Regions from separate parts of the Homo sapiens genome. Here region 2 is linked to region 1. A link is a loop called in an ENCODE intact Hi-C map of the cell type or tissue named here. Cell type or tissue: Caco-2. All regions are shown on one strand.

Evidence for each region. Peaks named below come from ENCODE experiments on the same cell type or tissue, not always from the same donor. Only the 100,000 strongest peaks of a DNase experiment are listed, where the experiment ranks them.
Region 2: a loop joins it to region 1, with 13 times the contacts of the local background. A loop is called at or near these places in 9 of 110 quality-filtered maps.

What each region holds. Positions count from the first base shown.
Region 1 is chr10:63,080,999-63,088,998 of GRCh38, reverse strand. No RefSeq gene overlaps it. Among named protein-coding and RNA genes, the nearest start is that of NRBF2, 48 kb to the left of the region's middle. In Caco-2, CTCF peaks have their summits at 4,672 and 4,896; a DNase peak (open chromatin) is centred at 4,938.
Region 2 is chr10:62,550,477-62,558,476 of GRCh38, reverse strand. No RefSeq gene overlaps it. Among named protein-coding and RNA genes, the nearest start is that of ZNF365, 180 kb to the right of the region's middle. In Caco-2, a CTCF peak has its summit at 3,626 (motif pointing left); a DNase peak (open chromatin) is centred at 3,626; H3K27me3 peaks cover 139 bases.

The sequences.
Region 1 (8,000 bases):
TTTAAAATGAATTAACATATGTAAAGTGTGATCTCTCACATATAGAAACCCCATAGGTGCCACTGCAGCTGGGCAGCTGTGGCAGGCCATTCAAAAAAAAAAAAAAAAGAAACTGCATATAAAGGTTAGCTGTTGAGGTATCCTTTTCTTATTTAGCCTTGCTTTTGAGATATTTACAAAAAGTGGTGCTGCCTGCCTCGTATGGTCACCATCATAATAGCTGAACGCAGTTATCAGGGGCTATGATGTGCAGTGTCCCTGCCAACCATGGTGTGACTGCCAGCACTGCTGACACCAGCCCTGCCAAAGGCGGAGACACAGGTGAAGCCTGTGACAAGGGCTCTACCTCTGGTTGCTTAAGCATCCCTCAGTGGAGTATCCCATTTCTATCAAAGCCACGTGAATTGATTCTGTGAGAGACTCGCCTCTCCCTCAGTGCTCCATGGAGGTGCTGGTGAATCTTCCTGATCATTCCAGAGGACAGCTGAAGGTGGAGATGCTGGTTACAAAGTTTCAGGAATGTTCAGGAAGTAGGAAATGATCGAGGTGAAGTAGAGTGTAGGTTTTATTTTTAAATAATGGAAAAAGGAAAAAAAACAATGATAGTATTTACTAGTGGCTATTATGGCTAAAAACAGAAATGATTATGGAAGACAACAAAGAACCTAAAGGAAATCATGTCAATCAATCGGACAGTATTTACTGTGCATCGACTTTGTGCCAGCATAGTGCTCTTGGTAAGCTCATCTTCATTTTTCATGTCATGGCTTGCATAGAAAATGATGATATTGCCAGGCGCAGTGGCTCATGCCTGTAATCCCAGCACTTTGGGAGGCCGAGGTGGGCGGATCACGAGGTCAGAAGATCGAGACCATCCTGGCCAACATGGTGAAACCCCGTCTCTACTAAAAATACAAAAATCAGCTGGGCGTGGTGGCACGCGCCTGTAGTCCCAGCTACTCGGGAAGCTGAGGCAGGAGAATCGCATGAACCAGGGAGGTGGAGGTTGCGGTGAATAGAGATCGCGCCACTGCATTCCAGCCTGGGCGACAGAGTGAAACTCTGTCTCAGAAAAAAAAATAAAAAATAAAAAAGAAAGAAAATGATGATATTGTATGGACTCTGGGGTAAACTGATAAAGCAGACCTGGCCAGAAACACCAATCAAGGGGCTCTCACGCAGACCGTGCCTGCCTATCCTGAGATCTGAGGGGGATCAGTAGCTCCATTTGCCTGTAACCCTTTTATGGCACAATAAATTGTTGTTGGGAAGTTCTTAGAAGAGATCAATAAGAGCCAGATAATTGACAAAAGTTTCATGGAGGTGAAGGGAGAATTTTGAAAGCTGGGCAGGCTGGAGGGATGGTATTGACAGGAAAAGATATTCCAGCGGAGGAAATAATATGACCCAAGGCAGGGTAACTGGGGTGGAGGCAAGGTCTACGTGGTTAAGGGGAGGGCTGGAAACAGCGGCAAATGGCAACAGAGAGTTGATGTTAAAATGTTGTGGGATTTATGCAGACGAGACCCAGAATAGAGAAAGCCTAGAAAACTAGAATATTCAGGCTCAGGGAAGAAGGTGGTAAATATATTTTTAACTTATTTTTTTGAGACGGAGTCTTGCTCTGTCGCCAGGCTGGAGTGCAGTGGTGTGATCTCTGCTCACTGCAACTACCACCTCCTGGGTTCAAGCGATTCTCCTGCCTCAGCCTCCCGGGTAGCTGGGATTACAGGTGCCCGCCACCACACCTGGCTAATTTTTGTATTTTTAGTAGAGACAGGTTTCACCATGTTGGCCAGGATGGTCTCTATCTCTTGACTTTGTGATCTGCCCACCTTGGCCTCCCAAAGTGCTGGGATTACAGGCATGAGCCACCATGCCTGGCCAGTAAATATTTTTTTAAAGTCTATGTGCTGGGGAGAATGAGGAAACAGACACCTCTGTACAATGCTGGTGCAGTGTAAAAGGCACAACTCTTTGGAGAAAATTTGGCAGTATCTAGCAAAATTACAAATGCACATGTTCTTTGACTCAGGATTCCACTTCAAGGAATTTATAGATACAGATAATGTACAAAGTTATTTACTATGCCAATCTTGTAATAATCAGGATTAGAAACAAGATTTGAAAACAACTTTTGAATGCCCACTAATAAGGGGTTCATTAAATAAAGTATGGTACATCCATATAATGGAATACTGTGTGGATATACAAAAATAATGAGAGCTGGGACAGGCATCTGTAATCCCATTCACCTGGGAGGCTGAAGTGGGAGGATCACTTAAGCCTAGGAGTTTGAATCCAGTCAGGGCAACAGAGTGAGACACCATTTCTAAAAGAAGATAAAGAAAAGAATTAAAGAGTGAGAGAGGTATATGTACTATATGCTTGCACAGATATTAAGTGGAAAAAGCAAGGCACAGAATACAACGTTTAGAATGCTCACAAGGGCACAAAAAGCAAGAGAAAGAAGGTGTGTGTGTGTGTTGTTTGTTTATGTATAAAATAAAGAATACATTAAAAAAACTAATAAGACTGGTTGTTTCTGAGTCAGGAAACTGGTTGCTAAGGGACAGAAGTGGGAGGAAAACTTTTTATAGCCGTATCTTCTTCTTCCAAAAATTTGAACTCATGTGGGTCTATTATGTATTTAAAAATTAAAACAATTAAAATAGAGAAAATCCCTTGGACTACTAAAAATAAAAAAAACAGCATTTGTTATCTTAGATGCCCTAGATGTGCGGGATACTTCTTTTTTTTCTTTGAGACAGAGTCTTGCTCTGTCACCCAGGCTGCAGTGCAGTGGTGTGAACTCAGCTCACTGCAACTTCCCTGTCCTGGGTTCAAGCGATTCTTCTGCCTCAGGCTCTGGAGTAGCTGGGATTACAGGCATTCGCCACCATGCCTGGCTAATTTTGTATTTTTAGTAAAGATGGGGTTTCACCATGTTGGTGAGGCTGGTCTTGAACTCCTGACCTCAGGCGATCCACCCACCTTGGCCTCCCAAAGTGCTGGGATTACAGGCGTGAGCCACTGCGCCCAGCCCTACTTCTTAAGAGAGAAAAAAAATTACCCCAGCTTATATCTTTTGAATTAGGCCTTTGTTTTTTCCACTTTTTATGAGTCTCCTGGATTTCTGCTTTCTTACTAAATATCACAGTAATAGTGACTTGCTTTCAGTTTAATTCAAAATCTTTTAACATCATATGAACTTAATTAACCATCTAAAAAGATTCCATTGTGCTTATTTTTACATGGATTTAAATGAATTTTGCTACTCAAGCCCCAGACTGAAACATGTTATGTATGGAAATCATAATTATTCATATCATTTAATACTGCCCATTTCATGTAGGTGTTCAATAAAGATTGAGCAATAATGCCATCCCCATGTATATTAGCAAATGTTCCTTTTAACCTTGGTGAAACTATTTTATTTTTTGGAGAGAAGGTCTCTTTCTGTTGCCTAGACTGGAGTGCAATGGCACAATCATGGCTCACTGCAGGCTCAACCTCCCAAACCCAAGCAATCCTCCCACTTCAGCCTCTCGAGTAGCTAGAACTACAGGCGCACACCACCACGCCCAGTAAATTTATTTTTGCAGAGGTGGGGTCACACTATGTTGCCTAGGCTGGTCCCGAACTCCTAGCTTCAAGTGATCCTCCCACCTTGGCCTCCCAAAGTGCTGGAATTACAGACGTGAGCCACTGCACCCAGCCAGAAACTAACCAGTCTTATACATTGTTTTCCTCCTTGAAAAAGAAGTTGAAAATTGCCAAATGCACATTTTCCCCTGTTCCATGTCCAGCCACACCCTGTCTGGACATAAAAATGTAACCTCAGATTCGAGTTTGTCATTGGTAAGTACTTCCAGACACTGGGAAGCAACTTCTTTCTGTTCTCTGATCCCTACCCCGACAAAAGAGATGAAAACTTTTAAGCTAAAGTTTTCAAATAGTTCTTATAAAGAAAGCTCAAATATTTTAAATCAATAATTGGTCAATAAAGCAGATGTTCCTGAAGTAATACTCTTTATACATACATGGTCTGATCCCTCTGTAACATAGGAAAAGGGAATTTTCTCATAAAGTAGTATGATACTCCACAGGAGGGCCCTGGTTAAATTCCATTATCAAGGATGGCTAGACACAGCTTGCATTCTTGTTGTAATAAATATTGCTTAAAATATTTAAACTTCTTTCTGGGCCATGGAATTTAGTGTTAAAAATAGTCATTCTTGTGAGAGTTGTAGCTGTGTTTTAAATGATTGTTACATTTGCTGTCATTGCATATTTCTGTTCACCCAGATTGTAAAATTTAGGTTCCTAAAGCAGGAACAAAACACTCTTTCGCACCAGCCTGCTATTAATTGGAAAGAAGACTGGGAGGTTCATGGGCCAAAGGGGACAAGATGAGTCATCTCTCCTTTCTACCAAAGGGTAGACCATAACTGGGGCTTTTGGAAAGTCAAAGGAGAGTTTTTAATGACCTAGAAATAACTTTTTAAAATTTCCACAATCATGGGTGCAAATAGGACTGAGCAACAGGAAAGCAAATAAGGAACTAGGACAGAGCAAAGATTTTCCTGGCATCTTTGACCACTGTCAATCACAATATAGGTTTTCAATGATGTTCTTTTTTAGCCAGTGAGACACACATTCTTATCTATAGCAACAGGACTATCACAGAACATGCTCTTATGGAACTAATGTAGCACATTGTGAAAATTACTCTGGCATGTGCCAAGAATCTGATTTTCCAGTTTTTGGCACTAAAGGCCTGATTCCCCACTCCGCTCCCCTCCTCCCACAGGGTGTCCTGAGCAAATGCTCTTTAAACACAACGACAGTAATAGGAGCTGTTGAACATTTGCTGTCCTGTTTTTGTGTAGTTTCTAAATACGTCCTCTAGGTGTCTTCAGTGACCAGCATTCGTGGATATTTTCGAGTACTTCTGCCAGCTGGCCGAGTGTGGGTTCAGTTTGTAAGAACAAGTTCTGCAATCACTTCTATAGAGCATTTTGATAAATTAGAATGAAGTATTTTGGGTAATAAGTACTTCTAAGTATTTAATAAACTTTTCACATTCATTTTAGGTAAAATACTGATTTTCTATTTCTGCAATGTTGACTACTCAGAAAACTTTCTCCTAATACAAATGGTTTAGGTTAAATTGTTTTTAAAAATGCCACTGGGGCTAAAGAAAGCACATTTTTCCCCCATTGTTCTGTATTATTATTATTATCATTAGTTGTTAGTATTTTGACACAGAGTTTCGCTCTTGTTGCCCAGGCTGGAGTGCAATGGCGCGATCTCCGCTCACTGCAACCTCCGCCCCTGGGTTCAAACAATTCTCCTGCCTCAGCCTCCCGAGTAGCTGGGATGACCGGCGCCCGCCACCACGCCCGGCTAATTTTTTGTATTTGTAGTAGAGACAAGGTTTCACCATGTTTGCCAGGGTGGTCTCAAACCCTTGACCTCGTGATCCACCCGCCTCGGCCTCCCAAAGAGCTAGGATTACAGGCATGAGCCACTGTGCCCAGCCTATTATTTAAAAAAATATATATATATTTCAATAGGTTTTTTGGGAACAGGTGGTGTTTGGTTACATGAATAAGTTCTTTAGTGGAGATTTCTGAGATTTTGGTGCAACTATCACCTGAGCAGTGTACACTGTACCCAGTGTGTATTCTTTTTTTTTGTTTGTTTTTTGAGATGGAGTTTCGCTCTTGTTGCCCAAGCTGGAGTGCAATGGCCCGATCTCTGCTCACTGCAACCTCTGCCTCCCGGGTTCAAGCGATTCTCCTACTTCAGCCTCCTGAGTGGATGGGATTACAGGCATGCACCACCACACCCGGCTAATTTTGTATTTTTAGTAGAGACAGGGTTTCTCCATGTGGATCAGGCTGGTCTCGAACTCCCGACCTCAGGTAATCTACCCGCCTCGGTCTTTCAAAGTGCTGGGATTACAGGTGTGAGCCACCACACCCAGCCCAATGTGTAGTGTTTTATACCTCACCCCACTCCCACCCTTTCCCCCAAGTCCCCAAAGTCCATTGTATCATTCTTTGTGTCCTCAGAACTTAGCTCCTATTTATGAGTGAGAACATACGATGTTTGGTTTTCCATTCCTGAGTTACTTCACTTAGAATAATGGTCTCCAATTCCATCCAGATTGCTTTGAATGGCATTATTTTGTTCCTTTTTATAGCTGAGTAGTATTCCATGGTATATATATATACACCATATTTTCTTTATCCACTTGTTGACTGATGGACATTTGGGCTGGTTCCATATTTTTGCAATTGCGAATTGTGCTGCTATAAACATGCGTGTGTAAGTATCTTTTTTGTGTAATTACTTATTTTCCTTTTGGTAGATATCCAGTAGTGGGCTTGCTGGATCAAATGGTAATTCTACTTTTAGTTCTTTAAGGAATCTCCACACTGTTTTCCATAGTGGTTTTACTAGTTTACCTTCCCACCAGCAGTGTAAAAGTGCTTCCTTTTCACCACATCCATGCCAACATCTACTATTTTTTTTTTTTATTAAGGCCATTCTTGTAGGAGTAAGGTGGTGTTGCATTACGGTTTTGATTTGCATTTCTCTTATCATTAGTGATGTTGACCATCTTTTCATATGTTTGCTGACCATTTGTATAAATTCTTTTGAGAATTGTCTATTCATGTCCTTAGCCCACTTTTTGATGGGATTGTTTTTTTCTTCCTGATTTGTTTGAGTTCCTTGTAGATTTGGATATTAGTCCTTTGTTAGATGTACAGATTGCAAAGATTAAGAATGCACATTTTTTAAAGGGGAGCAGCTTTATTGAAAAATGTGAATTGAATTTGTATTATGGAAATTAGAGTGGGCACAAAAGACAGAGTCCAAGAAGACTCTGCAATAGGCTTAAGTTGTCAGGCTCTGGGATCCAAATTGTAATCTGTTTTCCTTTATTATTCACATTTGGGCTTGGAGAGAATTCTAAAAATATATTCAGTGGGAGGATCTGTTGTGAGGAGGGGGCTGTAATGTGGGATTTGACACTGATAAATGTGGGTGGGGTCAATGTGCATGTGGCCAGGGAATTTTTGTTGTAGGCTAGAGGATCTGTTGACTCTATCTACCAGCTCCATGACCCTGGCCTAGAATACTGATGACCCAACAGAAGTGTGCAACATCTAAAGTGGCACTTTCAATATCTTAAGATTTACATTCAAATAAGTGAAATAATTAATTTTCAATTATAATTAAAAGATAATAATAAAGCATTGGATGAAATCATCTACCTTTATTCCTTTGTCCCTAGAACTACTCAATGTCAAAGCATTTCTTTTTTTAAGCTTTTTATTTGGAAATAGTTTCAAACTTACAAAAAAGTTGTAGAAGTAAAGATAGTTATAAGGAACATTCCTATACCTTTTAACAGAATTGACCTATTGTTAGCATTTACCCCACTTACTTTGTCATCTGAACTCTTTGGTCTCTTGCTCCTTCTCTTTCTTTCTTTCATCTTTCTTTCTTTCCTTCCTTCCTCCCTCCCTCCCTCCCCCCTCCCTCCCTCCCTCCCTCCCTCTCTTTCTTTCTTTCTTTCTTTCTTTCTTTCTTTCTTTCTTTCTTTCTTTCTTTCTTTCTTTCTTTCTTTCCTTCTTTCTTTCTTTTTCTTTCTCTTTTCTTTTTTTTAAGACAGAGTCTTGCTCTGTTGCCCAGGCTGGAGTGCAGTGGCATGATCTCAGCTCACTGCAACCTCCACATCCCAGGTTAAAGCAATTCTCCTACCTCAGCCTCCCGAGTAGCTGGGATTACAGGCACGCACCACCACCACGCCTGGCTCATTTTTGTATTTTTAGTAGAGGCCGGATTTCACCATGTTGGCCAGCCTGGTCTCAAACTCCTGGCCTCAAGTCATCTGTCTCCCTTGGCCTCCCAAAGTGCTGGGATTACAGGCATGAGCCACCATGCCCGGCCCTCTGTATTTTTTTCTGTACTATTTAATGGTA
Region 2 (8,000 bases), 530 kb after region 1:
GGAAAGAAAGGTTCTAGAGAACGCTTCAAAACTTAGAATTGAACAGTGGGAGAAGTAGGTAAGAAGGATGATCTGGATCTACAACACAGGTAGTCCTTTTTGATGTGTGTCTTAGTTAATTCGGGCTGCTATAACAAAAATACTACAGACTGGGTGGCTTAAACAACAAACATTTATTTCCCATCATTCAGGAAGGTGAAAGTCCCAGATCAAGACATCATCAGATTTGGTGTCTGATGAGGGCTGTCTTCCTGGTTCATAGACAGCAGTCTTCTTATTGTGTCTTCACATGTGGAAGGGGCAATAGAGCTGTCTGGGGTCTCTTTGATAATTGCACTAATCCCATACATGAGGGCTCTGTGTTCATGATCTATTACCTTTCAAATTTTCTACCTCCAAGTAGTATCTTATTGAGAATTAGATATTGGGGATTAAGTTTCAACATATGAATTTTGGAGGGACACATGCATTCATTCCACAGCATATGGTCAACCATCAGGACAACACAGGGCTAGCTATTGATCTATATTTGATCGTTTTTGTAACATTTATGTCCTTGGAAAAATAGCCATGATGTTGGACCTATTTCAGACCTGTGAAAATAAAAGAAAATAGTTGAAGTAATTGAGAGCCTGACTAATAAGATAAAAGATCTTGGAGAATTCAGAGATGTTTGGCTAATGGAGAGTTCAACAGCAGCCTTGCCTTCTACCTCTCCCATCCTGATTTTGCTGGGGAGCAGATGGGGTAAGAAGGGAACCTTCATGATGAAGGTCATGTGGTAGATAAGACACCCAATGGGAGGGAGAGGATTGTGTTGTTAGAAGTATTCTGAGTCACAAAAGGAGCTGATAAGTTAGCATCTATTCTTGACTCCCTCATCTCTGTTAGCTTCTTTTTTTATATATATATATAGTAGTTTTCGTATTTATTAGTGATTATTTTATGGATGAATGATTACTTTGGAAGTTGTAAAAAGGTGGTCTTCTAGGCTGGGCATGGTGGCTCACGCCTGTAATCCCAGCACTTTGGGAGGCTGAGGCAGGCAGATCACTTAAAGTCAGGAGTTCAAGACTAGTCTGGCCTACATGGTAAAAACCCCATCTCTACTAAAAATACAAAAATTAGCTGGGCTTTGTGGTGCGTGACTGTTGTCCCAGCTACTTGGGAGGCTGAGGCACGAGAATCTCTTGAACCCGGGAGGCAGAGGTTGCAGTGAGCCAAGATCACATGGCACTCCAGCCAGTGAGCACCATGGCACTCCAGCCTGGGTAACAGAGTGAGACCCAGTCTCAAATAAATAAATAAATAAATAAATAAATAAATAAATAAATAAGGTGGTCTTCTATGGTTCAAGTCAAAAGCCCTTTCTGCGAGTAGTGGAGACATGTGTCCTGAATGCCGCAGTTGTGACTCAGTGTTGGGGCAGAGATCTCCATGTAAGTCCACTTGGGAGTGGTCTCCATTAGCTTCTTTAGCACAAACCTGTTGGGTTTATCCTCCCCCAGCATCCACCTACACTTACTCTGGTAAAAATACAGTGGTTTATCCTTTAGGGAACTGACTGTACTCAAACTCTAAATTCTAAGTCTATGCGTTTCTGGTCATCTGACTCATCCCTCTGTCTCTGGAGGTAACTTCAATCAGAACTGGCCAATCCATGTATTGCTGCCTTTCAGTCACAATAATTGACTTTCAGGAGACAAGAGACCAAAGCCTAGCTAATAAAAGGAAATTCTGCATTTTTCGTAGGAGATGTTGGAAAGAGAAGCTCTCTTCCCATTTGACTGGAAGCTAGGAGGGTATAATCCTGGATCTGGGGGAGGCCTTGGATGGGGAACGTAGGTTTGTGAGCGGAGCCAAGGCAGAGGAAATCAGAGAGGAGATGAAGAGTTCTCAGGCCCTGAAGGCTGTTTGAGCCCATGTAGCCAATTTTGCAGGTCTTTCTGTTTCGTGAACTTTTGAGCTTAAGCCAGTTTGAATTGGGTTTCCATTCTGTCTGCTCTTTTTTGGTCTCTCATTTTTTGGTAACAGCTTGCCATTGTGGCTGATTTCCTCTGTAGATTTCCTCTCCTTATTTCATTATGTTAACGTTATTTTCTTGGTGTCTCTTTTTGTTTTCTGTTATAGAGTATGGATAGCAAGAAGGTGTTATGAGAGTGACTGTGCCCAGAGTAGGGTCTCTTGTTAGACCATTGGCCAGGAAACTGTCCTTGGGTTTTGGGGTTTTCAGGAGTGCGGAGGACCATACAGAAGGCAGGAAGGGAGCAGGTTCCTTTGTCCAAAGATATTAGTATGCACAACTTCAGTGGAGGAGTTCAGCATCTATGTTAACACACATTATGCAGCCTGCCAATATGGTATCCAGCGTAAGATATGCCATTGATGATAAATTGGAAAAATAGAAGAGTAGAGCGTGCTTAGAAAGAAAGGAAGATGGTAGAAGCATTTAGCAATTTTAGGGGGCAAGAATACCAGATTACATCAACAGTTCCTAGAACAACAAAAATAACAACAACCACAACAACAAATATCTATATCTATATATAATTAGAATTTATTATGTAAGCTAAATTAAATTTAACATATTATGTTTAAGAAAGCACAATATGCACAATATTTTTCAGTACTATTTTTATCCACTCTAATCCTGCAAAACTTTTTAAAGATTTGGCATAAAAAGAAATAAAATGTCACTTTTTTTTTGAGATGGAGTTTCGCTCTTGTTGCTCAGGCTGGAGTGCGATGGCGCAGTCTCAGCTCACTGCATCCTCCTCCTCCTGAGTTCAAGCGATTCTCCTGCCTCAGCCTCCTGAGTAGCTGGGATTACAGGCATGCACCATCACGCCTGGCTAATTTTTTATTTTTAGTAGAGATGGGGTTTCTCCATATTGGTCAGGCTGGTCTCAAACTCCCGACCTCAGGTGATCCACCTGCCTCAGCCTCCAAAAGTGCTGGGATTATAGGCGTGAGCCACTGTGCCCTGCGGGAAAATTTGCTTATATGCAACACCTCTTTCTCTGATAATGCCTAATAAATGAAAGATTACTGTATTGGATATGGTCCTGCCGAAAGGTAAGTTCTTCAAAAAGTCCCTCTGTGTGTTCTAAAGGTTCCAAGGAAAGTATTTCTCATATTTTGAAAGTAAATGCCATATCTAAAATGCAGATGCAGGACAAAAAGTAAAGCCCCTGGGTCACCAATACCATGGGATCAAATGCTAATGGCTAGAGTTCAGGGCAATAGTGGGATGTCCAGTACTGGTTGCCCAAGACTATGTCTTTCCTCTCTCAGCCAAAGAGCCCCTTTCCCATCTGAGTCTTATTAAGCAGTGTCCCCAAAGTCCAAACCCCAGGAAAGTGGGCCTCTGCGACATATCAAGAGAGATAGAGAGAGCAAGAGAGAAGGACATCTCACATCCTTCGACAGCTGGGTAAACGGCTGTCTATAGGGTCATAAAGGCCCTATTTAAAAACAAGGAAATGAAGAAGGGGCTAGCTCAGGCCCGCACAGAGAAAAAAGCTGAAGATGAGACTCAGAAATTCCCGGCTTGTGCAAATAGACCTGCTGCCTTTCATCAGGTCTTACTGCCAACCAGATGGTGACAGATTGAGGCTTTTAAAACACTCCAAGACAGATGGCATGCCAATCAGCACCACCTAGTGGAAGAGAAGGATTAATCCACTCCCAACATCTCAACACTCTTGCAGGATTGTTGATTCACTCAACAAAAGACTTGTGAGAGCTGGGTCTTCATTAGGTGCCCCACGAGACAGACTGGAAAGTTACAGGGAATAGAAATGGATACGCCAAGAGCTGAAATATTCTGGCCTATGGAATGTTCCAGAGATGTGGGGAGGGAGAACTGAAATGGTTTAACATCATCAACTATCGCTGGGACTTAAATTTATAAAATTAGGAGGCATATATTCTAAAGGATTTAGGGAAAGTGTGTTTTACATTTTAAGGTAGAAGTCATATTTAAAATGCAATCTCATGAGAAGAAAAGGAGAGAAGGTGGAGAGGTTGCCAGGGATTCCCTGGGTTTGGCTCTGCCCATTTTCCTCCATCCAGTGGCCATTTGTATTCAGCCAGTAAAAGGGAGGCCAGGAGAATGTGTTGATGAACAAGTGTTCAGTGTGTGTGGGAGCTAATATAGCAACTTCCTGCTGAAAATTGTGCCCCAACCTTTAACACAGAACCAAAAAACCTGTGATTCCTGCCTATACCTCTCTTAATTGCAGTAGGCAGATTGGAAAAAAAAATTATAACTGGAATAATTACAAACTACTCCTTTGTCCCACATACTGTTAAGATGGACTGATTTGACATATGCTTTTGAACTCCCAAGAACATATGTACAATTAAGACTTTTAGGGGCAAATGAGTGGAACCCCAACCTCTGACCAGGCCAGGAAGGAAGAGCTTATTGGAAGGTTTATAGGCATGTTTTATCTGATTAAAGAAATAGTTGAATAATCAAACTGTGAAAGTGGAAGAGGTGCCTTTGGATTTCAGGAACAATGGGAACCAGGGATTTGAACAGTACCTGGGTTTTTTGCCTCCTTGTCTCTGGTGTCTCTATGGGTCAGTATCGTTTTTTCTCCCAGTGAACCAGCCTTTCATTTGTGGTAGGAGGCGTGACCACTGATACTGTCCAAATCTCTCCTTTCACAGCCCCTGCCACCTGAAAGAGTCTGGCCCTCTTTCCTCAGCCCTGATTTTTTAAATTCCATGGATGGGCTGATTGGCCTGGCTGAGAGGCTCATGGGATGCCTTGCTAATAATGTTGCAGATGTCCTACAGAATATGAAACAATGGTACATTGGAGACACCACCTCAACCTCCTATCAGACCTCACACCAGCCAAATGAGGAATCTTACTTCATTTAAGGGTTCTATCCTAAACACCTTCTACAGACCCTTGACCACCCAGAATTCAGCAGGAATGGGTAACTTGCCAAGGATCACTGAAAGTGCCTGCATGGAACAAAGATAAGATGCTGAAGGTCCAGTCCACACCCGTATTCACAATGGAGCACAAGATAGTTCTAAACATAAGAATGTTGGCCTAGAACTGAACAGCATCTTCATGTTCCATGTTTGTTGGGCTAAAAAGGCAGAAAGTATTTCAACCTGGGCTTTTTCTACCAGGAGAGTAGTAGAGGAAATGGAATTATACCTATGCCCAGGTTCCTCGGGTGGTGAGAGGGGATATGTTTGGAAGGATGTCACAAGATTGGGTTTGAGAACAGCAAACCTAGGATTTCCTGTGGCTGTATGTCCTTCCATTAGTCATGTCTCATCCACAGCACATTACTACTTTGAGCTTTTGTCCATTTTGCCTGGAAATTGGATGAAATTTCCCCTTTGCCTTAAACTGTAAGTCTGGACACTTTTGCAACCAAATTAAGTCCAACTTGGGTCAAACAGTTCTTGACAGTGATAACGAGTGGAAACAATAGATTCAGTCTTCAAATGGTTGAATTAGTGTGTTCTTGTCCTAGTTTTCAGGTAATGTAGGTAACTGGCCCTGAAAATCAATCTAATATAAGATAGCATTCTAAATTGTGAGTATGATTTGTTAGAGTATAAAAGACTCTGGGACCATGTCAATTTTCTCCTTTTTATTTAATTCAGATGAGGATTTCTTAGTCAGTAATTGCAGTGAACCCAGAAGAAGGGGTGATGGTGAGAGGAGGCGAGATAAATTAAGGAATAATGCATAAGAGCCCAAAGTATGGATAACTAATTTCACAATCATTGTGAATAGTTATTTTATGCAAAAAGTAATAAATGAGATTTAAATGGCAGCTCATACAAGAATTGAAAAGGCATTAACGCAAAGATAAAGACATTTCATCTTTGGTAGAAACGTTATTAAATCAATAGGGTGATAAAATGAAATAAAACAGAGGGGATTATCAGCAGAAGGGGTCTTCAAGGGAAGTGGGGCAGGTTACATTCAGGACACTTAATGAAGCCAACAGTCCACCAAAATGAAATTCTGTCTTGGAAGGGATTATAGTTAGTGTACATGCGATGAAGAGGTGGAATCAGGGATTCAAGTATGGATTAAATCACCTAAAAGAACAATGTTGGTTGTTGCTGCAATTAAATGTTTCAAGCCCTGATTTTTGTCTGTCAAATGATTTATTTTTGATACCAAAGAGCAGAATTTTCAATTCACCAGTTGGTACTAAAACCAGTATGACCATTTAAAAAATAACTGCAAAATAATTCAGTCAACTCTTTGAACATATAAATTCATAAACCTACCACAGTATTAAAGATAATAGAACTTCTCCCTTTGGGGCAATGGACATTCATATTTTGACCTGGGACACCCTGAAACTTCATTTCCTCTTCATCAGAACTTGGTATGTGCCTAGTGTGGAGAAGCTTTGTTATGGAATAACCTGTTTTTGAGTCCCTTGTGAGGATGCTGAGGAGAATGTTCAGTGAGGGACTGAGAGTACCTGGATAATGGGAACACATATAAAAGAAGACAAAAGAGAAACGCTGCCTCAGGAGGGTAAGATAGGGGTCGTTGCATCTACATTAAAACTTTTTTGTTAATTATTCATCAAATATGTACTTGAAATATGTATGTGATAGACTCTAGAGACAGAAATATAAAAAGATACACCAGCATTTTCTCTGCCCTCTAGGACCTCAAAAACTTATGGAGGATCAATTCACTTCACCTCTGTATTAGTCAGGGATTCTTTGATTGCAAGAAACAGAAAGCCACTCAAGCCTCTTAAGCAAAGGGAATCAGAAGAATTAAGAATACTGAAAATGGGGCCATCCCCAAATCTCCTTTTCTATCCCTATCTCTTCCTGACCTTATTCCTTTGTTTAAAGGTTGACCAGTAATTGCTTTCCCAACATTGGAGCCTCAGCTTTTGAAACTATTGGACTTTACAGTTATAGCACGTGCTGATGACTTAGTCTCTTGGGGCCCAATTTTAAATCAATGAGAAAGAAGCTCTGATAGACACAATTTAAGTCAGGTATCCATTCTTGCATTCAGCAAATATTTACTGAGCACCTAGTGTGTGCTAGGCATTATTCAAGGCCTTGGACTCCCACAGTGGACAAAACAATGTCTATAACTTCATGGTGCTGATATTTGGGGTCGGGATGGGTGGGGTGCAGCCCAGACAAGAAAGATCTACATTTATAATACAAGCTCAGGGATAATAAGTGTTATGTAAAGATGGGTGGGAAGTAGAGAGTGTCAGAGAGATGCTATTTTAGAAAGATATTCTGACCAAACATTGTTGAGGAGGTAAAAGTTGAGCAGAGGTCTTAAGGAAGCAAGAGAGCAGGCCATGAGAATATGTGGGCAAGAGCATTCTAAGTGAAGGGCCAGCAAGGGCATAAGCCCTGAAATGTGCCCAGCTGGAAGTGGAAGATCCCTGAGACTGAAGCACGGAAAGCAAGAGGGAGAGTGACCTGAAAGGAGGTCCTAGGTGGAGCCAGAACACAACCATATAGACCATGCTGAAGACTTGGGGAGCCAGGATGGAGATTTGAGCAGCAAGAGCCATGACCTGACTTTTATTATAAAATAAAGTTCGCCCAAAGTCATCCAGCCAGTAAATGTCAGACCAGGATTGAAGTGCAAGCAGTCTGGTTGCAGAGCCCAGGCTCTTAGCCACCACTTAACTCCCTCCCATGATGATGTTGTGTCTCACAGAAAGGTTTTCATGAAGGTGTTCAAACACTCTGAAGGCTCGTCCATGCTTTCAAATACATTGGACTTACAACCTGGAGGCAATGATAGAATTTGGTTTTACATAGCAGTTGGGGTCCATTTCGCACTCAAAACACACATGCATCTTTGCTATGACCACTCCGTTTATTTAATTCATCATTGAAAGTCCTGGTTTAAGCTGCCAACTATTTTTAGTATTATTCACAAGAGATTTTTGCCCATCTCTTATCACTCAGTCATCTTCATTCTATCTTCTACAAATCAACATGTGGATTAC